Regions from separate parts of the Homo sapiens genome. Here region 1 is linked to region 2. A link is an interaction called in ENCODE POLR2A ChIA-PET data of the cell type or tissue named here. Cell type or tissue: OCI-LY7. All regions are shown on one strand. Each heading gives the region's core, and the rest is flanking DNA. Links, peaks and the distances in the headings are about the cores only. Region 1 has its middle 21 kb from the start of LINC02545. Region 2 has its middle 14 kb from the start of SPON1.

What was found. ChIA-PET counts read pairs that join two places held together with the same protein. Peaks named below come from ENCODE experiments on the same cell type or tissue, not always from the same donor. Only the 100,000 strongest peaks of a DNase experiment are listed, where the experiment ranks them.
Region 1: POLR2A ChIA-PET joins it to region 2 with 8 read pairs; 2 of 35 experiments call an interaction of 5 or more read pairs at or near these places.

The regions. Positions count from the first base shown.
Region 1 is chr11:13,884,363-13,899,552 of GRCh38, forward strand. No RefSeq gene overlaps it. Among named protein-coding and RNA genes, the nearest start is that of LINC02545, 21 kb to the left of the region's middle. In OCI-LY7, for the core only: no CTCF peak of the experiment used is centred there; a DNase peak (open chromatin) is centred at 7,649; H3K27ac peaks cover 1,954 bases.
Region 2 is chr11:13,940,979-13,956,168 of GRCh38, forward strand. No RefSeq gene overlaps it. Among named protein-coding and RNA genes, the nearest start is that of SPON1, 14 kb to the right of the region's middle. In OCI-LY7, for the core only: no CTCF peak of the experiment used is centred there; no DNase peak of the experiment used is centred there.

The sequences.
Region 1 (15,190 bases), core at 5,765-10,764, 55 kb before region 2:
TTCGATATGGTCAGAACGTTGGCTCATGCCTGCTCAGCATGGTTTCTAAGGACCTGAATCTACCTTCAGGATTACAATTTCAAATACCTATTACCAAATGCCTCAGTATTTTAAAGTTCATGGTTTAATTTTTAAACAATTTTATTGAGGTATAAAATGCACATGCCATAAGATTCACCCACTTCCTAGTTTAAATTTTGCTAAAAGCTCTATCTAGGCTAGCTTATGAGTCAGCATCTTGGTCAGGTGCTATCCCTGTGTCAGGTACCTACCCCTGGTACAATAGCTACGACCCGAGGACAGATCATGACTATCCTTGGGCAAGCGCTGAAGGTTACGTAGCTTCACTTAGATAGAAATATGGACCCTCAGACACTGAGATTAACATCTCTAATGGCAGGATCTAAGAGGAGATGACATTTGATATGGGTTTTGCAGGATGAATTAGTATTAATCAGCAATTTAAAAAGGGAAACAAGACATTCTAGCCAAGGCACATCCTGTGCAAAAGCAAAGGTGCATGAAACAGGAATGGGCAAGCAATGGGGAGTGGTTTAGAAGGTCTGGAGCACAGGGTCCTAGATGGGAAGACAGGGTAATGTAGGTGAATGTCGACTTCCAGGTTTCCAGCTTGGCTGCTTGGGTAGATAGAAGTGTCATTGAGTGAGATTGTACTTCCAGAAGAAGTACAAGTTTGGGAGGGAAGATGGGGCCTGTAGAGCAATCCAGAGAGAGAAAGTCTAGTAGGTAGTTGGATACATAATGAGGAACCTATAATAATCTTCACCAAAACTTGTTCTGAAGTTCACCAATAATCTAGCCCTTGGAGAGCCTTGATGCTGAGCTGTCAGACAATGCAGCAGGAAATGAGTCCATTCCTCCAGGGTTACCTGCTCAAACCTTCCTGAAGGTGAGCCCTGCCAAATTCTGCATTGTTGATTCAGCCCAAACTCAAGTGCCTGTGTACCTTAGAAGGAAGTAGAGAGTGGCAGAAACCTGGAATGCTATATGTGGAATCTGTGCTTAGCCCGCAAGTTTAGATATTAAATGTTGAAAAGAAAAATAGAACCTGCCATAAATTCTCATTACACACACTATTGCCTTAATAGTAGAAGTACAAATAGGCCCCTAAAGAATTTTCTGTTATAGAGTCCATATTTAGTTTTAGCTTGTGATTTATTAATTTGCTCATTTTTCATGGTTGCTTATGGTAAACTTTTTAGAACGTATAAATACTTGTTTTAAAAGGAAAGAAAAGAAAAATCACCATAAATCCCCTGCCTAAAGATGACCACTATGAACAGTTTTAAGTATCTACTTCAAGTTTTTTTCTTTTGCAAAATTAAATGTTAATTTCTATCTATGTATACATACAGTTGCACATCAAGTAGTGCAAAGATTTTCTAATAAGAGCACCTGGTCTCCATGTCACCTCCTCATGCTATTCTACTTTCCAGAGAGAACATATTTCAGTGGATTTTGTTTCTCATGGTGGTATCTGTGCTGTCCAATATGCTGCTTTCTAGCCACATGTGGTTCTTTAAATTAAAATTAATTACAATTAAATAAAACTTAAAATTCAATTTCTCATTTTCACTGGCTGCGTTGAAGTACTCAATAGCTTCATGTGGCTAGAAGCTAATGTGTTAGACAAAGCAGATATAGAACATTTCTATCATCACAGAACATTCTATTAAACATCACTGCTTTAGCTAAAAAGATGCTTTTATCTTTATTTATTTATCTTTAGGTAGTATCAGTTGCCTTCGTTCTGTTCCTATTCAGATATATCTTTTAAAACTTTTAGAAAAATTAAAATATAACATACATAGAGAAAAGCATATTTGTCACATATATAAATCTTAATAACTTATTACAAAGTAAATAATCCATGTGACTGTCTCCAGAGAAATAAATGGAACATTACCAGGAACCCAAACTCCCTCTTATTCCTAACCCTTCTCCAATATCTCATCTTCTATCAACATGGATTAATTTTGCCTGTTTGCAGTCTTTCATAGCTGGCTTCTTTCATGTAAATTATGTATGTGGGATTCCTCCATATTTTTGTGTGAAGGAGAGTATATTTACTGAAATAATATTACCAGTTGTAATGTAATTCTTGTAATTTAAGAATACTAATATTTCTGTATGAATACTAATGTAAGAATACTAATATTTGTTTATTCCACTAATTAGACATTCGAGCTGTTTCCAGTTTGAAGCTGTTATGAATAATGTAGCTGTGAACATTCTTGTACATGTATTTTGATACATGTGAGTACACATTTCTGTGGGGTGTGAAGCTAGGCGTGGAACTGCAGGGCCACAAGTCCGACTATGCTTAGCTTTCGTGGAGCTTCCATTGTATCATTTCACACTCAGCAGCATCTGACAGTATCAGCAGTTGTTCTACAGCTGTCTGATATTGTTTGGCTCTCTGTCCCCACCCAAATCTCATGTCAAATTGTAATTCCCAATGTTGGGGGAGGGACCTGGTGGGAGGTGATTGGATCATGGGGTGGATTTCCCCCTTGCTGTTATCATGATAGTGAGTGAGTTCTCACCAGATCTGATGTTTAAAAGTGTGGCACTTCCCACTTAGCTCTCTCTCTCTCTCTCTCTCCTGCTGCCTGTGAAGATGTGCTTGCTTCCCCTTTGCCCTTCTGCTATGACTGTAAGTTTCCTGAGGTCTCCCAGCTAGGCTTCCTGTACTGCCTGTGGAACTGTGAGTCAATTAGACCTCTTTTCTTCGTAAATTATCCAGTCTAAGGCAGTTTTTTACAGCCATGTGAGAACTGACTAATACAACATCCTCACCAATTCTTGATACTCTAACAGTTATATCATTATGTTTTAAATTTGCATTTCCCTGATAACTAGTAAAGATTAACACCTTTTTAGACATACATTGACTATTTGGAAATTCTTTTTTTGTCATGTTTCTCAATGTCTTGTATTTTACTGTGAGATTTCCTGACTTTTAGAAAAATTGATTTGTAGGCACTTTAAATATTTTCTAGATATGAACCCCTTTTCAGTTATATGTGTTGCTAACATCTTCTCCCAGACTATATCTTGCCAACACCTTTTGATGAAGAAAAAGCTCATAATTTTTATATAACCCAACCTACTAATCTTTTCTTTTATGGTTAGTGCTTTTTGTGTTCTTATTTAAGAAATATTTTTCTACCCATGAATATATTATCTTATGTAATTTTCTAGAAGGTTTATTATTTCGATTTTTTACATTTATATCTAGAAAGAAGCTGGAGTTTATTTTTATATATGCTGTGAGGTAGGAATCAGATTTCACTTTTTCAATATGGCTAGCTAATTGGAGCAATTGAATCTGTATTATCTATTTTAAGAACCATTCTTCCCTCATTGCTCTTTATGGCCATCTGTGTCACAAGTCATATCTATATGTCTATATATCTATACCTATATCCATGTCTATAGATGTCTGTTTCTGGATTCTCTGTTACAGGGATAGGCAAACTAAATCCTGCTGCCTGGTTTAATAAATTAAGTTTTATTGAAACACAGCCATGCCCATTCATTTGTGTATTGTGTATGGGTACTTTCATGCCACAGCAGCACTTGAGTTCTTGTGACAGAGACCAGTTGACCTGCAAAACCTAAAGTATTCAGTATCTGGCCTTTTTGAGAGAAGGTTTATGACCCTTGAATTCTGTTCCTTTTTCTTTTTAAAAAATTATACTTGCACTGATGCTATACTGTCTTCATTGCTGTAGCTTTACAATCAATCTTGATTTTTGGTAGAGCAAGCCTTTCAATATTGTTCTTCAGGATTGTCTGGGCTAGTTTGGGGTCTTTGTATTTCCATACAAATTCTATTCAGATATATTTTGATTATAAAATTTTTTTTTACAAATCACATAATTTTAGCAACTTGTTTTATAAATGACTTAATATGTAGTGGAAATCTTTCCATAATATTAAATATTCTTCTACAATATTATTTTTAATGGCTTCATAATATTCAATTATGCAGACAAACTATAATTTATTCAATCAAATAAATTGCTTGTTGTGTCTTTCCTATTTTCTTATCACCCCATTAAACTGTAAATTGCTTCTTTAGATTGTTCATACTCTTACACTAAGTAATTCCATTTAAGGGAATTAAACCAAAATAAATTATCTTAAATGGGAAAAAAAGCATGAAGATGTTGATCATAGCATTGTTTATAATCACGAAAAACCGGAAATGGCAATTCACTGACACTTGGTGAATGGTTATGGCACTTTTGCTTATTGGAATATATAAAAATGCTTAAAACCATGATCAAGGAGACTGGGAAATTATTATGGAATGTTTTATGCAAAAAAATGTGTGTACTCTTGCAAAGGCAGCTATACTCACCACTGTACCACCAATGCCACATGGTGTGTACTCTTTATTTATGAGTATTAAAATATAGCCCTTAGGAAAAGATCTAGAATGATCTAGACCAAATCTAAGTTGGTTAATACTAGGGAGTGGCATTTGTGGGGGAGGGAAAGGTATAGTACTACATTCCCTTTTGTGTCGCTTGAATATTTCATAGAACTTATGTTATCTTATAATAAAAACATTTGACAATCACTTTCAAAAATAGACTGTATGATGCATGAAAGGATAAAATAGCAATGTCCTAGGGGAAAGATAAGCCTTCTGTAAAAAGCAATCCCAGAGACTTAGTGTTAAGCAAGTCTGTAAACAGAGGCTAAGATTTAAAACAAGACTAACATCCCAACTTGGCAGATGAATACAGCACAAGAGCATGGAACTCACAGAGGACAACCCCAGTTTGACCAGATTTATTCCCTTAGTCACACTGGATACGGTGATTCCCAGCTCCTTAGTGAAGATGAACTGGAGACTCTGGGTCCTTAGAGGCTGTTGAGTATGATCACAATAAACTGCTTGTGATTCTTATTTTTGAGTGTGAGTACAAGGTAATCCTGGAAGAGACTGAATATCATCCTTGAAAATGCATAACATGGGACTGTCCTGTGGGCATCTTGTGGAGACCATAGAAATAAATCACAATCTGGTGGGTGGGGTGGGATTTTTCTCTGAAAAGGGTAAAAGCCCCAAAAGCCAATCATCTTAGATAGTGTTTATAAATTGGTCTTTGGTCCAGTGGAGAGGGGAGCGCACCCCCAGCCTGGTGCAGTTGGGCCTAGACGCTGAGGGAGGTCTGAAGAAATGGTGGTGGTGGACATGACCTATCTCTGGCCATAAGGAGGCAGAGGGGATGGAACAGCAATGTGATATAGTTAGTGTCGGGAGCAGCAGCAATAGCAACGGGGCAGAAAGGCTGCTCTTATGGCAGCTGGCATCCATAGCTGCAGGCAGTGTTTGCAGAACCAGGCCTCTGACCACAAAGGGCGCATGCCCCATTGCCAATGCCATTATAAAAAATACTGATGTCCGGGCCTCACTCCAAACCAGTTCAATCAGATGGTTAGGAGTATAGCCCAGGCACCCATTTATTTCCAAACTCTCCAGGTAAGAACCACTGTTTTAGCATCTATACTTCCCCAACACCCCTGGGTGTCAGACTCTCATAACTGCATCCAATTTGGATTGTGCTGCCCTGCAGATTAATGGTGGGTAAGAGTTTCATTCTTCAACAAGCCACGGTCCATTAGCCGTGGCGAGCTGCCAGCCCTTCTCTTCCCTCTTTGCCAGAAAATTAATGAGACCATTTATTGAAAGGAAGAAAACTAACCACTCCATTTTGTAGTGTCATGGGTCAAACTGTACACATTCTGCTATACTTAAGCTTCCATCAGGAAGGGGTAAAGGGGAAGGACTCTGCTTATGTGCCAGGCACACTTTCCACAGGTTATTTCTCTTAATCTTCACAAAACACCCTGGAGAGTAGGTAATACCATTAGTTTCTTTTGACAAAAACACTGAGACATAAAATGGCTAAGAAATATGGCCCAAATTACATAGGTAGTATAAGTGGTAGAGTGGGGATTTGAACAAGGTTTATCTAACTCTAGAATTCATTTTTTGTCTTTCTCTTTATTATAACCCTTTCGCTCCTTCAGTTCATTGCTACACATAAAGTATTTAAAATAATGTCTGGCAAATTGCAAGTGCTCAATAAATATTAGCAATTCCTCCTGGGAGCTTACTGTGAGAAGGAGGGGAGGCATGCAATCTGACCCTAAACTGCAGTAATTAAACTTTGTTGGCAAAAAAATATAGGCTAGAAGTTGGGGCTGGGTGAAGAAAATTTCCCAGCCTGTGGCTGAAATCCTTAATCCAAGGATGCAATCTTAACCAACTCATTTATACCAAATAAAAGATTGAGATTCAACTTTGCTAAAACAGAATGCATGTACTGGGTTAAGTTATTAAAAATGCAAAGCAGGTTCTAGAAATTATGAACTCTTCTTTTAAGCAAATTCTTTATCCAGCAAAGGGCAGGAAGGTCTATGGGTTTCAGGTATCTTGGTGATTTCCACTGATGTTGCCTTCTTGGCAGGCATGTGGGCTCCTTTGCAGTGAAAGGGCAGAAACAGCAGGTGAGGGCCGATGTGAACCATGGCAGAGAATGAGAAGTCTACAGAAGAATCATCTCAGAACTGGCCCCTTGTTAAAACAAAGCACAGCCCCTTCCAGGGTGGAGCAGCGTGGCTCTCTGGTGAGTGAGTGCCTCTCCATCCCTCCTGAATTCTCCTTCCCTTCAGCGACCTCCCACTTGAATCCAGCTGTCACTGCTATCTAATCTCCTGAGGATGCTACACATTGTCTTTGAAGACTAGCCTTGCAGAAATGGAAATATCTTTTGAGACAGTCTGACTTCCCAAAGAGACTTTACTAAATAATGAGAATTAGAGAGAAATTCTAGAAAGTATAAGCAGCATAAAGGACATTCTAAATAATGTTTTACATTTGTTTCTTTTATTCCACCATAAGTGGCTTCTGTCCCCAGAGTGTGGTTTCACATCATGGGTCCTTCCTCCCCACGTCACACTTGTCAGGTTATTTGTATCACACAAAAACCTGTCTCCTAGACATTCCTGACCCTTCAGGGAAATGACCAACTTCCCTTCCAGCATTCCCTTTCATTCTAGCCTGTGGTCTCGGGCACGGCCATGCTCTCCCCGCTCTCCCCCTAAGCTAAGAAAAGGCCCCCAGTGGTTGATAGACACACACAAAAGAAACTTATTCCTCAGATAAGAATTCTGCTTTCTACTCACAGAGGTAGGCGTTGTCCGTTTGGATTCCAATGGAATAATATCTCAAGCACTAAACAATACCTCCTCTATTAGACACACAATAACAGAAATATTATTTTTTAAAATAGAGGAATCATGAGCATAGCAAAGACTTTTTCCTGATTCAATTCCTGGTGGTATATAACAAAAAGCTCCCAGTCCCCTTTCCAATAGGCCTTGTTGTAACATTACAAAGTGTCAACTAATAAAGTGGTGGATCCTTCATTTGTGATTTGCACATTACTTAGAAGATGCAAGTTTTCTGGGATTTTAATCAAGAATTGCAAATTCCTAAAAATGCAGTCTCTGCAAGCAAATATTATAGCAGTGGTGCAGACAGGAAGAGCTCTGTATTTGTTCATACTGCAAGTGTACATTTTCATGTGCTTTGTAAACTCAAATAGCAAAGGATCAGCCAATAAGGTCTATAAGAGAGAGCACCTGCCTAGTTTTGCAAAGTCACACTAGACGGACATCTGCTATGAGGTAATAGTCATGGCCTCTGTGAAATGGTAGCATAAAGTGACAGGAGAGGATAATCTGACTAAAATACAGTTGAAACAGATGTCAACAAAGATAACTGAGATAAGAATGAATTACAAAGAAGCTAGAAATGCAGGAGATGGATTAAAATCTTTGGAAGATTTACAAGCAGAAAAGGTGTTGCAGAAAATCAGACCAATAAGGTAGAGAACAAATTGCAGAAGGTCTCCTAGAATTCCGAGGAAAAATAATGAAGAGATAGAAACAATATAAGAGTAATATGATAGCCATTAAAAGAGAGAGAAGAGGTCTAACCTAAGAATTAGAGATGTTTTTTATCAAAACCAAACAATTAGAACAGAAGTAATAATTAAAGATGTACTGGAAACTTTCCTAAGCTAAAAATCAAATAGGCCTTTTTTTTTTAAAATAAACTTTTTATTTTGGAATAATTTTAGATTTACAGAAGAGTTGCAAGAATAGAGTTCCTGGATGCCCTTTACCCAGTTTCCTCTATTGTTCATGGTTTACATACCCACAATGCATTTGTCAAAGGTAGGAAATTAGCACTGATACACGACAATTAACTAAACTACAGACTTTATTCCGATTTTACCAGTTTTTTCACTAATGTCCTTTTACTGCTCCAGGACGAGATCTAGGATACCATGTTGCATTTAGCCTTTATATTTTTGTAAAAATAGAATTGTAGGCTGGGCGCACTGGCTCATGCCTGTAATCCCAGCACTTCAGGAGGCCGAGATGGGAGGATCGCTTGAGCCCAGGAGTTTGAGACCAGCTGGGGCAGCATAGCAAGCCCTTGTCTCTATTTTTTTTTTATTTGTTCCTACCACAACTTTTTAAAATTATACTTTAAGTTCTAGGGTACATGTGCACAATGTGCAGGTTTGTTACATATGTATACATGTGCCATGTTTGTGTGCTGCACCCATTAACTTGTCATTTACATTAGGTATTTCTCCTAACGCTATCCCTCCCCAATACCCCCACCCCATGACGGGTCCCACTGTGTGATGTTCCCTGCCCTGTGTCCATGTGTTCTCATTGTTCAATTCCCACCTATAAGTGAGAACATGCGGTGTTTGGTTTTCTGCTCTTGCAATAGTTTGCTCAGAATGATGGTTTCCAGCTTCATCCATGTCCCTATGAAGGACATGAACTCATCCTTTTTTACGGCTGCACAGTATTCCATAGTGTATATGTGCCACATTTTCTTAATCCAGTCTATCATTGATGGACATTTGGGTTGGTTCCAAGTCTTTCCATTGTGAATAGTGCTGCAATAAACATACGTGTGCATGTGTCTTTATAGTAGCATGATTTATAATACTTTGGGTATATAGCCAGTAATGGGATGGCTGGGTCAAATGGTATTTCTAGTTCTAGATCCTTGAGGAATTGCCACACTGACTTCCACAATGGTTGAACTAGTTTACAGTCCCACCAACAGTGTAAAAGTGTTCCTATTTCTCCACATCCTCTCCAGCACCTGTTGCTTCCTGATTTTTTAATGACCACCATTCTAACTGGTGTGAGATCGTATCTCATTGTGGTTTTGATTTGCATTTCTGTGATGGCCAGTGATGATGAGCATTTTTTCATGTGTTTGTTGGCTGCATAAATGTCTTCTTTTGAGATGTGTCTATTCATATCCCTTGCCCACTTTTTGATGGGGTTGTTTGATTTTTTCTTGTACATTTGTTTAAGTTCTTTGTAGATGCTGGATATTAGCCCTTTGTCAGATGGGTAGATTGCAAAAATTTTCTCCCATTCTGTAGGTTGCCTGTTCACTCTGATGGTAGTTTCTTTTGCCATGCAGAAGCTCTTTGGTTTAATTAGATCCGATATGTCTATTTTGGCTTTTGTTGCCATTGCTTTTGGTGTTTTAGTCATGAAGTCCTTGCCCGTGCCTATGTCCTGAATGGAATTGCCTAGGTTTTCTTCTAGGGTTTTTATGGTTTTAGGTCTAACATGTAAGTCTTTTATCCATCTTGAATTAATTTTTGTATAAGGTGTAAGGAAGGGATCCAGTTTCGGGGCTTTCTACATATGGCTAGCCAGTTTTCCCAACACCATTTATTAAATAGGGAACCCTTTCCCCATTTCTTGTTTTTGTCAAGTTTGTCAAAGATCAGATGGTTGTAGATGTGTGGTATTATTTCTGAGGGCTCTGTTCTGTTCCATTGATCTATATCTCTATTTTGGTAGCAGTACTATGCTGCTTTGGTTACTGTAGCCTTGTAGTATAGTTTGAAGTCAGGTAGCGTGATGCCTCCAGCTTTGTTCTTTTGGCTTAGGATTGACTTGGCGATGCGGGCTCTTTTTTGGTTCCATATGAACTTTAAAGTAGTTTTTTTCCAATTCTGTGAAGAAAGTCATTGAAAGTCATTGGTAGCTTGATGAGGATGGCATTGAATCTATAAATTACCTTGGGCAGTATGGCCATTTTCACGATATTGATTCTTCCTATCCATGAGCATGGAATGTTCTTCTATTTGTTTGTATCCTCTTTTATTTCACTGAGCAGTGATTTGTAGTTCTCCTTGAAGAGGTCCTTCACATCCCTCGTAAGTTGGATTCCTAGGTATTTTATTTTCTTTGAAGCAATTGTGAATGGGAGTTCATTCATGATTTGGCTCTCTGTTTGTCTGTTATTGGTGTATAAGAATGCTTGTGATTTTTGCACATTGATTTTGTATCCTGAGACTTTGCTAAAGTTGCTTATCAGCTTAAGGAGATTTTGGGCTGAGAGGATGGGGTTTTCTAAATATACAATCATGTCATCTGCAAACAGGGACAATCTGACTTCCTCTTTTCCTAATTGAATGCCCTTTATTTCCTTCTCCTGCCTGATTGCCCTGGCCAGAACTTCCAACACTATGTTGAATAGTAGTGAGAGAGGGCATCCCTGTCTTGTGCCAGTTTTCAAAGGGAATGCTTCCAGTTTTTGCCCATTCAGTATGATATTGGCTGTGGGTTTGTCATAAGTAGCTCTTATTATTTTGAGATACATCCCATCAATACCTAGTTTATTGCCTCATCTCTATTTTTTAATAAAAAAATAGAATCGCAGTGGGAGACAAAAAATTGCTCCTTACATTGCCTCTGTCCCACTCTCTGCTTTCCTGGTCTCTGATTTTTTCATTCCTCCTGAATTTTCTCCTTGCCCTCAGCTGTGATGCACACCATGACCTCAGAACACCTATTGATAATGACTTTATTCTTCATACACTCTGTACTGCCTCAAGGGCCTTGGGTAATGTCCATTCCATTCCCAGGACCCTCTCACCCTGTGCTGCCTCCTCAGGGGGCACCATCGCCCCAGCTTCCCCTGGCTTCTGGTCAAAAAAGAGTCATCATTAATTTCTCCACTAGGATGCATTCTGACTGAAAAGACAATTTTAGTCTAGAGAAGTCAAAAGAAAAATGAAAATCAAAAACATTCCTCTTCACACACAACTCAATATGTCTCTCTCTTTTTTCTTGATAAATGTTAGACCCTTTGAGAATGTCATTATTTCAGTTTCACAAAAGAAAAAAACATTTAATGACTGGATTTGGGGGATGGGGTGGTTCTCTGCCGGGTACTGTCCTGTGAGTTCCCTGCAGCCTAGGATCTGACCCTCAGCCTTGCAGGGTGAGGAACTTAAACCCATCAGCTTTCCAGAGGTGATCACACTTAAGGAATGCCCATGCATACTTGAAAAATCTCTGATAAATGTGAATGAAATCAAACAACAATTTATTTATAATGAGCAACACAACTGAAAAATCTGGCAGATGTGTCATTGGATGGGCCTACCCAGCCAGCCCCAACAGGAGCCACATTATCAGATGGGTTCTTGGTGAGTACAGAAGCAGAACAAGGGAGTTATGGAATTGAAAGCTGAATGACATCGGGCCCTGAAAAATGGATGCTTCCATTTCCCCAGTAAAGGAAGGCCTATCCAGAGAAATAGGACATTACACAGCCTGTCTGGGCACTTCTCCTCTGGGGATGATTTAGGCAGCACTTCTTTCCTTTGTGCTTCTAAGGCTGACCAATGCTCATGCATGCACTCTATAGATGTGACCATATTTTTCTTCAATTATTGTCCAGCTCTGGGAGCCATTCTGGGTCTTTAAGATGATGGTGGTTCTGATCAATTATATACGGATCGGAATTTTAACCCCCAAAGAACTCACTTCCAAGTCCTGTGTGTGTGTGCACGAGTGTGTGTGTGTGCATGAGTGTGTGTGTGTGTGCATGAGCATGTGTGTGCATGAGTGTGTGTGTGTATCGGGGAGGGTTACTGTCAAGTATGTGGTCTACATTCCCTTGAATGCAGCTATTCCTGACCCCAGGAAAGTCAGGAGGACCTAAAATAGAAGAGCGAGCACAACAAGTGCCCATGAAATGCCCGGCCTGTGCCAGGCAATAGACATACAGCAACAAACCAGACAGACCTGGTCCCTGTCCTCCTGGAGCCTAGAGTCTGGTGGGGACACTGCTGTTCATAAAATAGCCACATAGATTACAGTAAGAGACTTCAACAAGTACTGTGAAGGAAAAGGAGAGGGAACAGCTTAATAAGAAACCTGCTCTAGTGCTGGAGGGCAGGGAGGGTTTTCTTGAGAGAGTGACACTTGAGTTGATATTTAAAGCTTAAGTAAAAATTAACTAGAGAAAGTGAGGAGGACAGAGGGCTGGACATTTCCAGACCTGCTCTCTGCTTTTCTCTGCCCTGCTCTCTGGGCTTGGAGGCTGGCCACCTAGGATTGCATCACTAGCTCCCTGCCCTCTCTGGCTCTTCAGTGGGGAGCCCCAGCTCCCTAGATATTCAAAGGGAAGGAGGACTGTGAGGGGTGTGCATTCCCTGTCTTCCTCCCTGTGGCATTGCCTCCAATTTGCTGGTTTTTTTTTTTTTAAGGAAAAGTCGCTATTCCCGCTGCCTCTCCAGCAGTGCTGCCCTTTCACCTGGAAGAGAGAGCCCCCCGCCCCAACCCCATACGACCCCATGGATACCATGCCTTGGACTTCCTGTCCTCCGGCCACATCACTGCCCACGGTGTAAGAGCACCCTCCTCCCATGCCGTGCATGGCCATGCATTTTGTGTGCACCTCTCTTCCTGAATGTGGACTGCTCCTGCAGGCTCCTCTGCCCTAGGCCTGAGGGGTTGACCAAAGAGTATGTGTTTTTTGTGTGTGGTAGGTTCTGAGGGCAGCACAGGCATGAGGCCTGGGATGCCCCCCTGTACCAGTAAGGCCTCCTGAAGTTGCCAGAAAACACAGGGGTGGGAAGAGAAAGGGGTGAGCTAGGAGTCCAGGGCCCAGATATTTCCCTTCTGCCATGTTCTGGGCAGTCTGAGACTTCCCAATTCCAACTTCATCTTCCAGGTTTTTATAAAGGTATATTTTCCAAGGTCAACAGCTAGGATATATTTTGTTGAGTGGTTCGTTAGTTTGAGTGATAACTTTTAAATATCTAGACATATGGTTTGGAGGATTTCCAATTGTTCTGTTTTTCTGGGCCCCACAAATGTGTGGGATGTGCTTGCCTTCCAGTAACCACTCTCTCCCTCCTCCCTTTGGGCCCAGAAGCAGGGCACCCCAGGCTAGAGAACGATCCCTTACACCCACACCTTTGTAATGACCCTTTGTGAACAGACCCCCCTTGAATTGTTCTATTTTCAGTGGACCATCTGTTTCCTGGCGAGTCCCTGCCTGATTCTGCAGGTGTTTCAGGCAGAGGGAACAGCATGTGAACGTTCCCTCCCCAAACTCACACACAATTTTTTATTTCACCTTTCAGTTATTCTGTAAGTCATTAGTTGTGGGAAGCAAGATGAGGAGAGATGCTAAAAGGGGCAGGAGAGCCAAGGGTTATTGTGGCTATTAAGCCAGTGTGTGTGTTTATCTGCAGAGGGAGGGGGTGCAGTAGCTCAGCTCCTCAGTTCTCTTTCTCTCACTCACAGACCTTCCCCCTACCAAAAGGGAACACCCCCTTAGCCGCCTTGCAGGGCCTGGCTGGCAGGAGCTCACCCCTGGTGCCTTCAGATGGACCCCGGTGGCTCTCCTTGCCAAAGCAGGTGGAAGGCAGCAACTTCCCTTAATCTCTCAAGCCCTTCCCTCCAGGAAAACTGGATTCCTGTCCCCTCCTGCCCGCCTCAGGACACTATTCCCCAGTTTTGCTCACCTCCTAAGTTCTCTGGGAAACAAGCAAATGTCCCTCCCCCTAAGCAGGCTCATGAAGCCAGCTCAGATCAGGGTCATGTACAAAAACCTAGCAAGCATCCCCTGTATTGCAATAAAAATACAATTTTGATTTTATCACCCACACCCCTTTTGCAAATTATTCGGTAGGGATAAATTTCCCCCTGCCCTGGATGAAATTGCTAGCAAGCTCACAATTACTCTGCTCACTTTCTCGTATTAGGTACTCTTTAAATTGTACATGCACTCTTAATTTATAATAGCAATCAAAATGTTCAGTCCCAAACTCTAATCTTGATTTAGCTTGGTGCCATCTACCCTATTCTCAGCTTGGGCTGACTTTAGGATGGGAAACTGCAAAGGGAAATGGGATGGGGTGTGCCTGGTGTCCCCATGTCTGCCCCTTGGGCTCCTCCATTGTCCAACCTCCTCAATTGGGAAAAGGATGGAGTTGGGTGGATGTAGGAAAGGCCTCACCTAAAATGTGGGGTCTCATCTGGCATCAGCATCTCTGGGCCTGGCATATATTGGAGCTGACTTTTTCTCTTCTGGGTGCTCTCTTAGATTCTCTGGGGTTTTCTACAGGGCCCCCCTTATGTGAATTTCTGTTCACACAGAGACATGCATTTTTTATGGGTGGTAAACCCTTGCCCTCCAGTCAGATGGTGGAACCCAAGCTGTCTTTCTTGAGTTCCATAGGAAAGTGTGTTCCATGGGAAAATACATATACTTGCCTGGACAATCTCTAGGCATGCAAGAAATCTAAAGGCAGCAGCACCTCCATGACTCTGCTGGGAAAGCGGGTAGTCAGCCTCTTGGTCTTTCCGTCCTCTGATTCCCCAGGTGTGTCCTCGTGTGTGCGTGCATGCATGCCTACGTTCATGTGTAGGAGAGGCACGTTAAGTTCTCTGGGTAGCCCAGGGAAGCCCCTGCTTGCCATGTGTATGGTGAGCAGACAGACACCCAGGCACTCACCTCCTACTACGGGGGCAGGATGGGGACAAAGAGCACTACCCAAACTTCCCTAAAGAGCCCTTTCTCAAAAATTGCTCCTGGAAAAGAGCAAGTAAGTTCTGGAGATAGAGAATGGTGGCCAACTATTTCTGCTGAAAATGTGCCTGTGGTGATTTAGGGTCTCACTTTGGAATTTCACATCTATCTCATCTTGGTATCTACTAATTACTTGGACTTGTTGATAATGATCAAAGTCCTTCACTCAATCGCAGTTAGGGGAGCTGGGTTCTC
Region 2 (15,190 bases), core at 3,848-8,847:
GGTATTTATACCTTACAGAATCCATGCATCAAGGGAAACACATTGTCCACCTTGCAGGATGTTGCAAAGGTGTTTTGTTTGCTGTAACACTCTCTAATCAAAATCCACCTCTGCCATTTACTAGCTCTATGGCATCAGGCAAGGTACACAAGCTTTCTGAGCCTCAGTTTTCTCATCCCTCAAAATGGGGCTATTTAATACCTACTTGCAGAGATGCTGTAAATATAAAAGTAGAATCCTATAAAATAATCTAATGTCTTGCATATATATATATATATACCTTTTTTCAATAAATACTTCCTTTGTTTTTCAATTGTTGGCCAGAGCCCTTAACCCAATATCGGTGTGACTGTTAATGTTTTAACAGGGGCTTATGGATCTGTTCCAGGACTTGGTGGTTTCCTGGTTTAACAAAGCCCTCTAATGGCTAATAATAATAATAATAATAAAAATTAGAGGCCTGGTGCAGTGGCTTACACCTGTAATCCCAGCACTTTGGGAAGTCGAGGGGGGCAGATCACTTGAGGCTAGGAGTTTGAGACCAGCCTGGGCAACATGGCGAAACCCAGTCTCTACTAAAAATACAAAAATTAGCCAGGCATGGTGGTGGGCGCCTGTAATCCCAGCTACTCAGGAGGCTGAGGCACGAGAATCGCTGGAACAGGGAAGGTGGAGGTTGCAGTGAGCCAAGATCACACCACTGCACTCCAGCCTGGGTAACAGAGTGTAACTCTGTCTCAAACAAACAAACAAACAAACAAATTAGAGTAGAAGGCAGAATACCACAACAACTAAAGGAGGAGATTGATAGCCATTAATAATGTTGACCTCAGATGAGTGACAGAGTTTGGTTGCTCATCTTCACAACACAGTGTTTATGAAAGGGCTGAGCAAAGTGCCTGACCTAGAGCAAGCATGCAACAAGTGTGTGGTAGGCAGAATTCCTGGGTAGTCCCCAAGATTCCTGCTCCCTGTTATGCTCCTCTTGTGGAATCCGCACACCTGGAATGTGGGCACAGCTTGTGAATGTGCTGAGGTTTCACTTTAGTAAGTTAGATGTCAAAGGTGAAGGGATTTTCAGATGTAATTAAGGTCCCAAATTAGTTGATTTTGTTGTTGTTGCTGTTTCTTTGAGACATGGTCTCCCTCTGTCACCCAAGCTGGAGTGCAGTGGTGCAACTATGGCTCACTGCAGCCTCGACCTCCTAGGTTCAGAAAATCCTCCCACCTTAGCCTCCCCGGTAGCTGGGACTACAGGCACAAACCACTCTCCCTGCCTAATTTTTGAAAATTTTTTGTAGATACAGGGTCTTGCTGTGTTGCCAGGGCTGGTCTTGAACTCCTGGGCTCAAGAAATCCTCCCACCTAGGCCTCCCAAAGTGCCACGATTACAGGCATGAGACACTGTGCCTGGCCAAATTAGTTGATTTTGAGTTAATCTAATGGGACATTATACTGGGTGGGTCTCACTAATCTAGGTTAAAGCCCTGAAAAGAGAGACTGGGCCCTTTCTGAAGAGAGAGATTCTGTTGCTGGCTTTGAAGAAGCAAGCTACCACAAATTCTACAGCTACAAGAAAATAAATTCTGCCAAGAACCATGTGCACTTGGACAAGAACCCTGAGACCAAAGCCCCAGCCAACACTTTGTGAGACCCTGACCAGGGCACCCAGCTAAGTTGTGCTTAGACTACAGAAACCTGACCCATGCAAGCTGTGAGATAATAAACGTGGATTCTCTTCAGCTGCAATATTTGTGGAAATTTGTTATTCAGCAACAGAAAACTAATACAAACTGGTAGACTCTCTTTTAAAAATTACTTTACTTTATTGTAGAATAATAGGAGAGAATCGTGCCAGATGAGACTCCACCACCCTGGCCCATGAGAAGGGCCATATAGACAAGACATTGGTTCATCTGAAATCAACTGACTGCTACCCAATAAAATAAAACACCATTCTCCCAATTCCAATACATTCTCCTGAGGAAATATCCACATGCAACCTGGTGAAGCACATCCTAGGAGTAGGCATTTCAAGGGGCACTGCTGGCTGGAGAAAGTGCAGGCTGATTCATCCTGTGGTTGGAAGCAGGAAACAAATGTCCTGGGATAATATTTTGAAATAGGAGCATGTCCCTTCCCCCATCCCCAAGAGCTGACCTTCCCCTGCTCAAACTAAATGATTCTGAGTTCCTTATCTCAGGAATGGGATGAACCCCAGAAAGGGAGAAAAGAGGAGCTTTTCTGCTTTTGATGTTCAGTAAGCCAGCCTTCAGAGGCAACAGGGAGAAATCTGGGCTTAAGCAATAGTTTGAGAAAAAAGCTGATGAGTAAGAAGCAGGTTCCACCTTCCCTGGGGTGAAGGAAGGGGAAAGTCAGAAAGAAACAGTTGAGTGCATAGACTTGTGAATCTCTGAAGAAGGGGGATTGTTTATCCTTCAGTCAGGCTGAGCTCAGGGCAAGGCAGATTCTTCAGAAAAGAGCATGGAAGTGCATATCTTGTTTCCTGTGTGGGACCAAAAAAGGTAGCAAGAGCTCAGAAAAGAAGTGCATAGTGTACAGAGAGGGGCTTCAACAGCTCCTCGAAGATTCCCACAGTCCAATGGGGGCATAACAGTGGCAGAAAGGTTGAGTGCACTACATTAGGACAGAAAGAGAGTGAAGAGGAGGCCAGACCTCAAAGGGACCACACAGACCCTCACTGAAGAGCCAGGACATCTCTACAAATGTCATCATGGAGAGATGATGATCCAGAGCAGATAATGGTTCTGTAACCCTGCAACTTGGATGGAACTCCAGAAAAGTGACAGCGGGGGGCAACTAAAAATTAAGTCTCAATTTTTACCATCCAGCAAGAAGGAGTAGGGGGCTTTCAATGAAAATTAAACTGCAAAACTAGTTTTTAAATTGAGATTTATATTCATTGAATAAATAGTCTACTTCTGGGAAACCCAAGGAGAGGTAGGTTTTCAGAAGGAAAGGGACTGCGGTGGATCATGAGACAGGAATGGCCCCCAATGATATACACTTCCCTTATTCATACCCTCATTTTACCTACTTTCTCATTGCTTCCATGTAATTTGGGACAATGGAGCATTAGCAAATGGGAGGCAAGCTGAGGCTTGAGCTGGCACTTGGTGCTTTCCCTCTGTCTTGCTGCTTTTGGAAACTATCCACCGTGGGAAGAAGCCTGGGCTATCCTTCTGAAAATACGTGGCCCAGCCAATAGCCAGCACCAACTTGTAAATGAAGCCATTTCTGACCTTCCAGTCACAGAAAGTTGCCAGATGGTGTTAGCTACACAAGCGACCCCAGGCAAAACCAGCATAAGAACCACCTACTTGAGCTCAGCCTAAGTTGCTGGCCCATAGAATCATGAGTAATGAAAATAGTTGTTAGACTGCCATATTAAGTGGTGGTTGATTATACTGCAAAAAATAACTAATAAAGGGCACACAGGGAAAACATCTTAGTGAAACATGTGATATCCTGAGCTCCAATTAGTATAGCTCAATGCAAATGAATTGGCCAAATGAACCAATAACTGCCCATCTATTTTGAATCAGACACTTATATTTCATTTGATTTGTACACTGACCCTGTGAAGTGAGATTTATTATAGGTAAGATAACTCAGGCCAAATAAGTTTTGTTAAAAGCCACAGGTTTTCTACAGAATCCAATCTGTGTTTTTATAATGTGTCCTTATCTCTTCTAGCACCCTGCAGCACTTACTGTCAGGGTGGAACCAGACACTTTGATGGGACCCAGCATGCATTATAGTGAAGTCCCTTTTCTTTCTTGTTCTTTTTAAGACTCAATCTCAAATCTGCAACCTACCTACCATAAGCCCCTTCTTCTCTCAAAAAAACAGAAGAGTTAGAGGGAAGAAGGAGGGAGGGAAAAGAGCCTTTGTAACACCACTGGGTGAGAGCTGAAAATCACCATGGAGCTCAGCGATCTCCTATGAGACAAAAGCATTTAATTTCCCGCTGTTTGGACAGCTGAGACTGGCCGCCTTCTCCCTCCAGCATGCATGCCAGCAGACCAGGGCTGAATCCTAATTCTAAGAAATAAGAGGGGACTTTTCAGGGAAGATTTTCAACAGTAAATAAATAGACACTCTCTAATGGCCCAATACTGTCTCTAGGAATACTTGAGAAAATTTTTGGCTCTTTTTTCTATCATTCTTGATTTTTTTCCATCAGGCTCAGAAAGCAGAGTGACATAAAAGCTGGGTATGTGCTAAGGAGGAGGGGGAGGGAAAGTCTCCAAATAAATCATTTAACTCACAGAGTTTAAGACTGGAAGATTCTCCTGGGCCTTGTAAGCTATAAAAAAAAGCAGATCTCTGTCAAGAGGCCTTTTCTCTAAAGCAGTTCTGACTCAGCCTATTTGCCCTTGGAAGATGCTGCAGCACCTAAGACATCCACAGGCCATCAGTCAACACGTGATCTCCTCTCTAGCTATGCTCCCTCTAGAAATGCAGGATCTTTTGCCCCATCCTAAACTCAGAAAAGGGGTTTCATGTGCAGAACATGGTGGAGAATCCTAGGTCTCTGACTCACAAAAGGATCACCTTGGGCCTGAGCTTCCTCATCTATGAAATGGGGATGGGAATTCATGCCTTGCTGTATAATTGCAAGGATTCTATGGAGTAATAAAGGTAAGCGTCTGGCATGGTTTCTGTACATCTCGGGTGCTCCTGGTACTGGCTGTCACACAGGTCAATAAATATCATTTCCTCCTAATCTTTCCACATGCATAGTTATTGGAAAGCTGGGTGGGCAGCAGGCTATAATTTTTATTTTGCCCAAAAAGGCAGGACCTTATTTTGTTTATAGAAGGCAGAACCTCTTTGTTCTGCTTGAAACAAACAAACAAACAAAAAACCTCTCCAAAGGCTCTTTTCATCCTCTGCTAAATTGGACAATCCAGTCGGTCCCTCTGGAGTGGACTCAGTTGATTGCCTACCCAGCACCCATTTCTCCCCAACTCCCTACCTCCTTTTTATTTCTCCTGCTTTATAGAACTCTGATTTCATACAGATATATTCATGTTCCTCCCTGGCCATGTGCCTCAAGGAAGGTAATCCCACTCCAGCTCCAGGGGGTTTTCTGATTGGTCTAAGACTTGGTTCTCAATCTCAGAGCTATTGATATTTTGGGTTGGATTTTTTTTTATTTTTTATTTTTATTTTTATTTTTTGAGACAGAATCTCACTCTGTCACCCAGGCTGGAGTGCAGTGGCATGATCTTGGCTCACTGCAACCTCCACCTCCCAAATTCAAGCGATTCTCCTGCCTCAGCCTCCTGAGTAGCTGGGACTGCAGGTGCACGCCACCATGCCCAGCTAATTTTTGTATTTTTAGTAGAGACAGGGTTTCACCATGTTGGCCACGATGGTCTCGACTTCTTGACCTCATGATCTGCCCACCTTGGCCTCTCAAAGTGCTGAGATTACAGGTGTGAGCCACCGCATCTGGCCAGATACTTCTTTTTTATAGGAGATGCTATCCAATGCATTGTAGGATGGTTTAGCAGTTTCCATGGCCTCTAACTACTAGATGCCATTAGCATCCCCCTTCCCCAATTGTGACACTCAAATATGTCTCAAGACATTGTCAACAATGTCCTCTGGAGGAGTGAGGGACAAAGTCATCTCCAGTTGAGAACCCCAGGTCTAAGCTAATCATAGTATTCAATTTTTTCCACCAGTAATTGATTTAAATGTTGTATATGATATATTTCTTCTGGCCAGTAGGACTTAGGAGGTCTGCTGAGGCCTCTGAAAAAGTTTCCTAACTTTTAAAAAGAAGCTCAAAGAATATATAGCTCATATAGCTCCTTTACCTTCTGCTGGACATTTTTGGGTCTGGTTATAATGAGCAGACTGTAGTAGCTATCTTGCAACCATGCAAAACTAGCCTGAAGACAAAGCCAACTCGCCAAAAGATAGACCGAACCTGAATTTTTCATGATGTCAATGAAACACTGGGTTAACAAAGCCTGGGGACATTCTCTGCTATGAGAGATCATTCACTTGTTCATCCATTCACTGGATTTTGAATGAATAAGTGAACGATCCCTGTGCACCAGCTACTGTCCAAGAAACTGGTGCTGGATTGGTAAATAAGATGGGCATATTTACTTTACTTATGACACTCACATTCTATTGAACTTAGTGCTTAAGCTACTTTGAGAAGATTTTCTATTACTTGTTGCCAGCGGCAACCAAACTAATGCACTTAACAAATGCTAAAAGTTGCCAGCATCACTTGGGCCTTCTATGAAATCTAGGAGGGATTTTTTTCCCCTCCATCTGATTCCTATCTCATTCTCCATACAGACTATTCCAAACCTTCCATGCTTTGCTAAGACCTCTGACCACCAACTCTCTTCTCCAACTTGGCCCTTACTTTTAATCTACTGGCCTTCTGTAGTCCCTGATAACACCCTATGCATACATACCAATTTCATTGCATACATCCCATCATATTGGATTGTCTATTGATTTATCTGGGATGACTGAGTGCAGACATAAACTAACTCTGAGATGACTCAAAAGCTGAAAGATGCAGGGAAGCCACAAGGAGACCACTTCTGGAACAGCATTGCAGGCTGAGGGCCTGAGAGCTTTCTATTTCCTTTCCCAGGTCCTGTAAGTTTTTGCTATAGCTTTACAGAAAGGACTCATTTGCTTGAACCAGCCCTAAGGATATCTTCATTTCATGGGTCAGTAAACTGTGGCCTGAGGGTCAACACCAGCCTTTCACCTCAAAAGCTAAGAATGGTCTTAGCACTTGAAAAAAATCCAAAGAATAACATTTCACACCCCATGAAAATTCTATGAAATTCAAACTTCAGTATCCACCAATAAATATTTTTTGGAGCACAGCTGCATTTGTTTGCCTGTATATTGCTTATGACTGCTCTTACATTACAAAGGCAGAGTTGAGTACTTGCCCCAGAGATCATATGACCCCCAGAGCCTTAGACAGGGGTGTCCAAGGGAGAGAACACCGTCATGGGTTCTTAGTTTCTGTTTCTGGCTGGTCCAGTGAAGCCCCTTCCTCATCCCTCTTTTCCATTTATCACCAGAGACATAAACTAAAAACCATGGCTTCAGGCTGCTAAAAGCCTAAAACAAAACAAAACAGAACAACAACAAAATAAAGCAGGTTGAACAAACTTGGGCCCTAAAACATTTATCACCTGAAAAATGTGCTGATCTCTTCTCTGTTTCACACAACACAGAGCCCTGCCTAAAATAAGTACCTTCTGAAATGAGAGATTGTCAGGAGCTTTAAAATAGAGAATGCTTAATAGATCAGTTAGTGTGTTACTGACTGGGTCAAGACGGTCAAGACTGGGTTTGATGGAATCATCTTCTGCTCCCAGAAAAATAGTTAGAAGACAAATAGTTAGAAGAGAAGGAATTTGGATTTAGCTTGGCAAAGAGGATGGCTGGACCAAGAGATAATAAATTCAGGCACTCACTTCTGTAGTAGATTGTTTTCCAAGTATGTTCTGCTAAGACTTTCCAGCATTTTTGAATAGGGAATGTTGCTACACAAATATAGTTAAGAAGTGCAGTCAGCCCACACTCTACATGTAGCAGAAACAAAACAGCAAGCCATGCCTGCACTCTCTGAGCGACTGAGCATCCCCTGTTGAATTTCCATGGTTGATTGAATTCATTAGTTTATTCATATCTTAGAAACATTCATTCAATCTGCAAATATATATAAGGAATCATGTAAGGAAGGTTGGAGACCAAACTGAGCTGAGACAGGTAAGAAATGTCAAAATCAACAGAACAGCCTATTATCATCTGTCTGGAAGGAGAACACATGCAGATCCCTGAATCTGGCTAACGGAGAGGCTGTAAGGGTGGTGCATGACAGAGAGAAAACAGAAGCGCTCTTCTACTGGGCTTTTGTCTTTGTCAAGGAGAATGGTCATTGGACTGGAGAGAGTGAAACCTGTATTGGCACAAGAAACTTGAGTTCAAGAAAAATGATGAGAAAACAGCTACTCCCAATGAGGCTGTGAAGCAGGTTCACTGTGCAGTAATTACTGACTTGTCTGAGTCTGATGAGACAGAATACCCACATATGCAACAAGTTACACGAAGTGGGCTTATGACTTACAAATAGGTAGCAAGGGACAACAGAAGCCTAGGATTCATTGAGAGCTGGGTCCTCAAGGCTCAGGAAAGCTGCCAGGGAAGACAGAGTTCTGACTGTGTGTGCCTCACTTGCACCACAGCTGAGAGACCCCAAAAGGCAGCCCTCCCTGGGTTATATACCTCAGGGGCAACAAGACAGACTGGGCTAAAGTGTTGAAGGACATCTGGTTTCTAGAGGGGGGGTGGGGTGGGTCACTGGAACAGAGCCTAGGCTATAGTGGCCAGTACCTACCCTATCTCAGGATGTGGCATTCCCAGCAGTTTCTACAGTTATTCTTGATGATTGTAAGCAAGAAATAGGGGAGAACAGAGTAAGTCAAAGTTCCAACCTTCTGGCAGAGGCCACATCTGGACTAAATAAATTACCTACCTAGTCATGAAGATAAGTTGCCAACAAGATCATTGGCATGTAGACAATGAAACTATGGGGGAATTTAGTGGTGCCAGAGGTCAGAAAATAGTCAAATAGTATCTTGATTTCTCTATCAGAAGAAGACAGAGTCTTCCAGATTATAGAGCATTTGGGTTGATCCTGGTCCGAATTCTAGTACAAATGAATCACATTTAGCTATTAGTAATTGAAATCCCAAAAGAGTAGCTTAATCAATTTAGAAGCTTATTTTTCTGATTATATGAGAAGTTTCAAGTGAGGCATTGCTTTAACTGCTCAAGGATGTCAGGACTGAGATCTCTGAGATTCTCTTGGCCTTTCCCTCATTGTCACTTCATGGTCCCAACATGGCTCCTCTATCACCAACCTAAGTGTCCATATTCCAGGCAGAAGAAAGATAAAGGACAAGGGCATAATTGGATGCATCAGCTGTCTCCAGCCTCCCTTTCCCTTCTGAGGGACTCTCCCCGAGGCTCTATCCGTCAACTTCCTTCTCTTATCTCACTGGTCAAAACTGTGCCAGATGGTCCAGTGGTATCTGAAACAAGTGGGGAATATAGTGATTTAGCTAGGCACATGGCTCCTCTCCCTGGCCAAGATCAGGAATTTGTTAGTAAGGAAGAAAAGAATTTATATTGAGTACATAATTAGCAGTCTCTCTTACAACAGATTTTCCAAGAAACAGTATATATGTATGTTAAAAAAAAAAAAAAAAAAGAATTGATTGCTAGGAACTGCCATGAGTTTGCAAAGAAACCCCAGCAGATTAACCCACTTTTCTTAAATGAAAATGTTACTAGGCTGATAGAAGAAGGAAATATGGTGGATGTAGTAAATGCATTTATCAATTAAGAAAGCAAAGTTACTTGTGATATTCTTTTTTCGTTGTTTTGTTTTGTTTTTTTTAATTATTATACTTTAAGTTCTAGGGTGCATATGCACAACATGCAGGTTTGTTACATATGTATACATGTGCCATGTTGGTGTGCTGCACCCATTAACTTGTCATTTACGTTAGGTATATCTCCTAATGCTCTCCCTCCCCCTCCCCCCACCCCATGACAGTCTATCATTGATGGGCATTTGGGTTGGTTCCAAGTCTTTGCTATTGTGAATAGTGCCACAATAAGCATAGGTGTGCATGTGTCTTTATAGCAGCATGATTTATAATCCTCACTTGTGATATTCTTATAGGTAAGATGGAGAAATGTGATCAACCATGACAGAGGAGTAAGGTAGATTTATAACTGCTTGAAAGACTATCAAAAGACTGCAGATGAATAGTTAATGTCAGATCTATAAGCTACAGCTATTATTACCACATTGAATTATTTTAATTAATATCAGACTTAGGGCAATAACAATATTTTTAAGTGACAGCAGATTCAGTCCTTGTCCCAGTCATGTTCCACATCAATTTCTAGGATGAGGATCTAGTAGACCTTATGGACTTGAAGATGATGTTAATCTGGATGACAAGTTCAGAATCCAAAATTATCTAGATGGGCAGGAATGGTAGACCAAATAATATTAGTCATCATTTACTGAACACCTACTGGATGCCAGATACCATGCTACACACTTTCCATATATAATCTCTTGTCCTCTTAATAACCTTACAAAGTAGGTATTCTTATCGGTTTCATTTTATAGATGAAACAACCAAGACTCCAAGAGGTTAAATCACTTGCCTAATATCCCATTGATGGAAGTGGAAGAACTAGGAACCCTGCCTAAGTCTATCTACCTTCAAGACCTATTCTCATTTTTCTACACCTTTCTGCATTCCTCTGCTACTAAATGTAAGTAATTCCTATATTTCAGGAGTAGGCAGAAGATGGGAAGATGTAGGTAGAATCAGCAAAGTAAGAAAAGAACTTAGAGATTTTAATTGCCTAAAAAGTCTATTAACTTACTTTGAAATGTATCAAAAAAAAGAAGAATATATTGTTGCCATGCTGCTATCACCAACACAACAGCAAAATCAGCATGAGAACAGCTCTGGCAGGCAGTTTAATGTTGTGCTGATTGCTAAAAACCAAAAAAGCTTTCATCAAAATATGAAATTGGCTCCATCCTAAGTGAGATTATAGTGCTAAATCTTGAGAAATATATATCTCACTCCTTTATGAAAAAGAAGGAATAAGGGACTGATACAGGGACAGATAAACAGATTTGTGACAAAGTGTGTTCACTGTAGAATCTAGTTAGTGGATATATCAGTGTTAATTGTAAAATTCTTTTAACTCTTCCATAGGTTTGAAATTTTTTCATAATTAAATGAAGGGAAAATCAATGTAAATTGACAGGATGATGTGGCAATGTTTAGTTGGGCAGGATATAGCTTCTCCCTTCTGGGATAGCACAGCCATACCCTAAAATCTGTTTTCACTTCTGAGTACCAGCCTTTTGCAACGTTGGTAACAAGCTGCAATGTGCCCTTGGGAAACAGAACAGAAAGATGATGGGCCCAGAAACCATGCCTAACCTGGAAAAGAGAAGAAAACAGTACAACATGGTAATTCTCAGAAAATATGTAAATGGCTGTGAATTTAATGTGATATAACAAATTACACCAAAATTTAGTAGCTTAAAACAACACATATTTATTATCTTATAGTTTCTGTGGTCAGAAACTCACCAGTGCCTTGACTGGGTGGCTCTAGCTCAGAATCTTTGTGTGGCTGCAAGCAGTATGTAGGGGCTGCAGTCATCTGAAGTCTTGACTGAGGCTGGAGGATTCCCTTGTAGGATGGCTCATTCTCATGGCAGGAGGCTTCAGTTCCTGTTACATGGGTCTCTACACAGGGTTGCATGAATATCCTTATGACATGGCAGCTAACATTCCCAGAGTGAGCTATCTTAGAGAGCAAGGCAGAAGTCACAGTGCCTTTCATGACCTGGTCTCTGAAGTCACACATCATAACTTCTGTTTTATTCTAGTCATTAGAAGTGAGTCACTGAGTCAAGGTCACGCTCAAGGGGAGGGGAATTAGGCTCTACCTCTTGAAGGGAGGAGCATCAAAAAATTTATGGACCTATTTTTAAATTGCCACAGGCTGCTTCTCGGAAGAGAGGTAAGCTTGTTCTGTAAGTACCCTAGGGAAGTGGTTTTCACTTCAATAAAAACAAAAATTTTCCTAATAATTAGAATCATCTAAAAGAATGGAAGGAGCTGGTGAGTTTCTCCTAACTTAAGGGATTCAAAAATAATCTGGACAATCAGTTGGAGATATGATACTCATTCAACAAATATTTGTTGAGTATTTACTACATGCTATGCACCGTGCAAGGAGCTAAAGATGTCACAGTAAACAAGACAGATGTGGTACCTACGCTCCTGGTGTTTACACTGTCCTAAGGGAGGAAGACAATAAACAAGTGGACAAGCAAATTAAATAATTACAGATCGTAATGTGTATTATGAAGGCAATAAATAAATAGGCTATTGTAATAGCAACGAAGCAACTTTCATTTTATAGAGAGAACTCATTAAAGGGATAAAGATTTGAAGCAGATAATTCTCTATATACCTTCCAATATAATAGTGGTAATTCATTCCATTGTTCATCCATTCTTTCCTTCAGCAGGCATTTACTGAGCATCTACTATGTGCCAGGCACTGTGGAAGGCACTTAGGGATACAAAGTAAACAGTTCCACATTGTAAAGACTCCAGAGTCTTGTGAGAGATAACAAGATGTATACAGAGATGCTGATCCCCTGTGATAAATCCTACAAGGGATCCTACACAGGAGCCGATGCACACAGGAGTGACAACCCTGCCTGTGGCTGCCAGCGAAGTCTTCACAGAGAGGCCATTTCAGCTGCATTTTCAAGGATAAGGAAGGGGACTGACAATCTGCATAAGAATCTTTCTGAAAAGTCAGCATCTGAGATGCCAGGCCTTGTTAAGGAGAACGAAGGAAAAGAGACAAAAGTGAAATGCACGTTTAATGAGTTAACGGAGCCTGACGAATAAATGCACTCTGAATTCTGGCTCCTGTGCCACTGCCTGAAAATGCACTGGGCTGAGAACTGAAGCTCATTGCAAATTTAAAACTTCTAGAGAGAAACCCCAACACTACGGGCTCATCACAGCCCTATTCCCATTACAGCTTCCCTGTCATTCCCCGCCACAAACCTTCTGCTCCAGACTGGGTGGCCTCTCACTACGCCACCACTACTCCAGGCTCCTACAGTCTGCATGACTTAGGATGTCTTTTCCCCTCTTATCTCCAAATCCCACCTACCCATCAAGTCCTACTGCTCCCCTGAAACCTTTGGGCCACTCTAGCCTGTGGGGATTTCTCCCTTTGAGACACCATTGTCTTAATCTGTCATTGGCACGAAAGTGTCTCTTGTACAATTGCATTGGCTCTCAAATAGATTGTAACTTTGGGCAAGCAAGTAATCTAAGGTACCTACGCCTCAGTTTACTCATCTGCAAAATGGGAGTAATAAAACACTTGTTGTAAGGATGAGATATGTGTGAAGCATTTAGACCACTGCCTGGCCCATAGTAGGCATGATATGAACTGTCAGCTGTGATTATTGCAAGCCCTCTGTAGATGGAGGCATGCTTTCCCATCCTTCAGGGACCCAGTAAAGGGCTCAGCATTGTCAGTGTCACCGCTATCTGATGAGTGAATAAATGTCTTTTATTCTTATTCCCTCTTAATGTTCATACCAACAAGCTGGGCTCAAGTTTTTCTCAGAGAAATGAGTTTTGGGCCTGAATTATGTTCTGGAGGTTTTGTTTTTCCTTTCCCTCCAGGTGCCAGCTCTTTGGGTTGTATATGTGAAATAACAATTGGATGGCACTTTATTTAAAGCCACAACCCAATTGGTAAACCTGACACTTCAGCAATTATATTTTCCAGCTGAGAGACGTGCAAAACTTGAGCCCTAGTTAATTGGAAGGCATAAAAAGAGCCTTTTTATTGCCTCACATGGATACTTCATTATGGTAATAGGAGGACGGGAGCCTCATTTCCTCTGTTGTTTCTCAGACACTCTTATGTATTTCTTTATGCACTAAATATGCTTTCTGGTCATTTCTGTCTTCTTCCCTATTTCCAGTTCTGTTTGCTTTGTCTCCTTCCCTCCCTTCTGTCTCTTTCTCTTCTTGTCAGGCAGAAAGGATGTAGGTCTATTTTCTCCTCTACTCTCCGCCCTCAGTGCCTTCCTCCAGTTCCAGCTTTATGCATGAGCAAAGGAGCGATCAGCCAACAAGCTTGGGAAGCTCTCCAGAACCATGAGTACCTTCTAGGTTACAGAGGCTAGAGTCCTACATCTTTTGTTTACCCTGGGATGCCATTGTAAACATCCTCCTGTGTCACCTTGTGAACCAGGTAGGGAACTCAAGATTACTATTTTCCCATTAGCATGCTAGCAAAATTACATCTATCAAATCGGTCTATTGGTTTGGAAATCAGAGCACAAAGCTGAGAAGTAACATAAGACAGCTAAGCTTTGAGAGTATCTTAAAGGGAGTGTTGGGGCACAATACCAACTCCCAGGTCTCTGTCTCCAGTGCTCACTCCCTTCTGAGATAGAAACCTATTGTCTTTGACAGTCCACTGTACATCCCCCTCTGAAAGACCCCTTAAATGTCAAGTGTCCACAATGGAATATATATCATCTCACACATTCCTCATTCCCACATGTCCCGTGGGTTCTCTTCTTGAATTTGTTGTCTTGGAAAAATATACCACTGAGGTGGTAGATATACAACCCAGTGGCCCTTATGAGAACTCTCAGAGCCACTCCCGTCTCCCTTCCTGCATATCACCAGGCGTTCCATCCTCTTTAGTCTGCTTCCTGAACAGCCCTCCAATTCATCCCTTCCTCCTAGCCTTAGCTCGCAGCTCTCCTCTGGACTGTTGTTAAAGCCTCTTAACATGTGTCACCCCCCCTACACTCTCACTGGACAATCCATCTTCATACAATGCCACTGAAAAGGTCACTCTGCTACCCGAAGGACACACTCTGCCTTCTCTCATCTCTAAGCTTTTGCATTAGCTCTCCTCCCCTCCTATATTCTCCATCCCCGTGTCCAGTTGACAAGTTCTGATCTGTCTTTCGAGAAGGTGTTGAGTACCTTTTCAAGTGTTACTTTACCTGGGCAGAATTAGTTACTCCCTTCTCTGTGCCCCCTTTAATACTTAGTACACATAATTCTTTGTTTTACAAATATCTGCTTTATCCATCTCTGCGGCTTCTTGAAGGCAGGAATTATGTCTTGTTTTTCTTTGGATTACCTCCTCCAATACATGTTTGCTGAATGAATGAAAGGCTTAAATTTCACAAAAATTCACTAAACACCTGCTTTATGCAGACATATTATTCTAAAATAGTGTAAAACTCAATGAGTCTATTCTCAAAGAGCAAACAATCTAGTCTAAAATGGGCCCAAACATTCCAGTTTAAAATAGGTTCAAGGAGTGCCGGGGTGCTTAGGAGTTTTTACTTAATACTGCTGCATGTTCAGTTCACTGTCACCAGGTGGCAGTAGTGTGCCATGGTCATGTGGTCCAAGCCATGAAGTTCCCAGAACTTCAAAAAAGTGGTTCTGCTTGGGTCGGGTTGCTAGATTAATAGCAAGAGA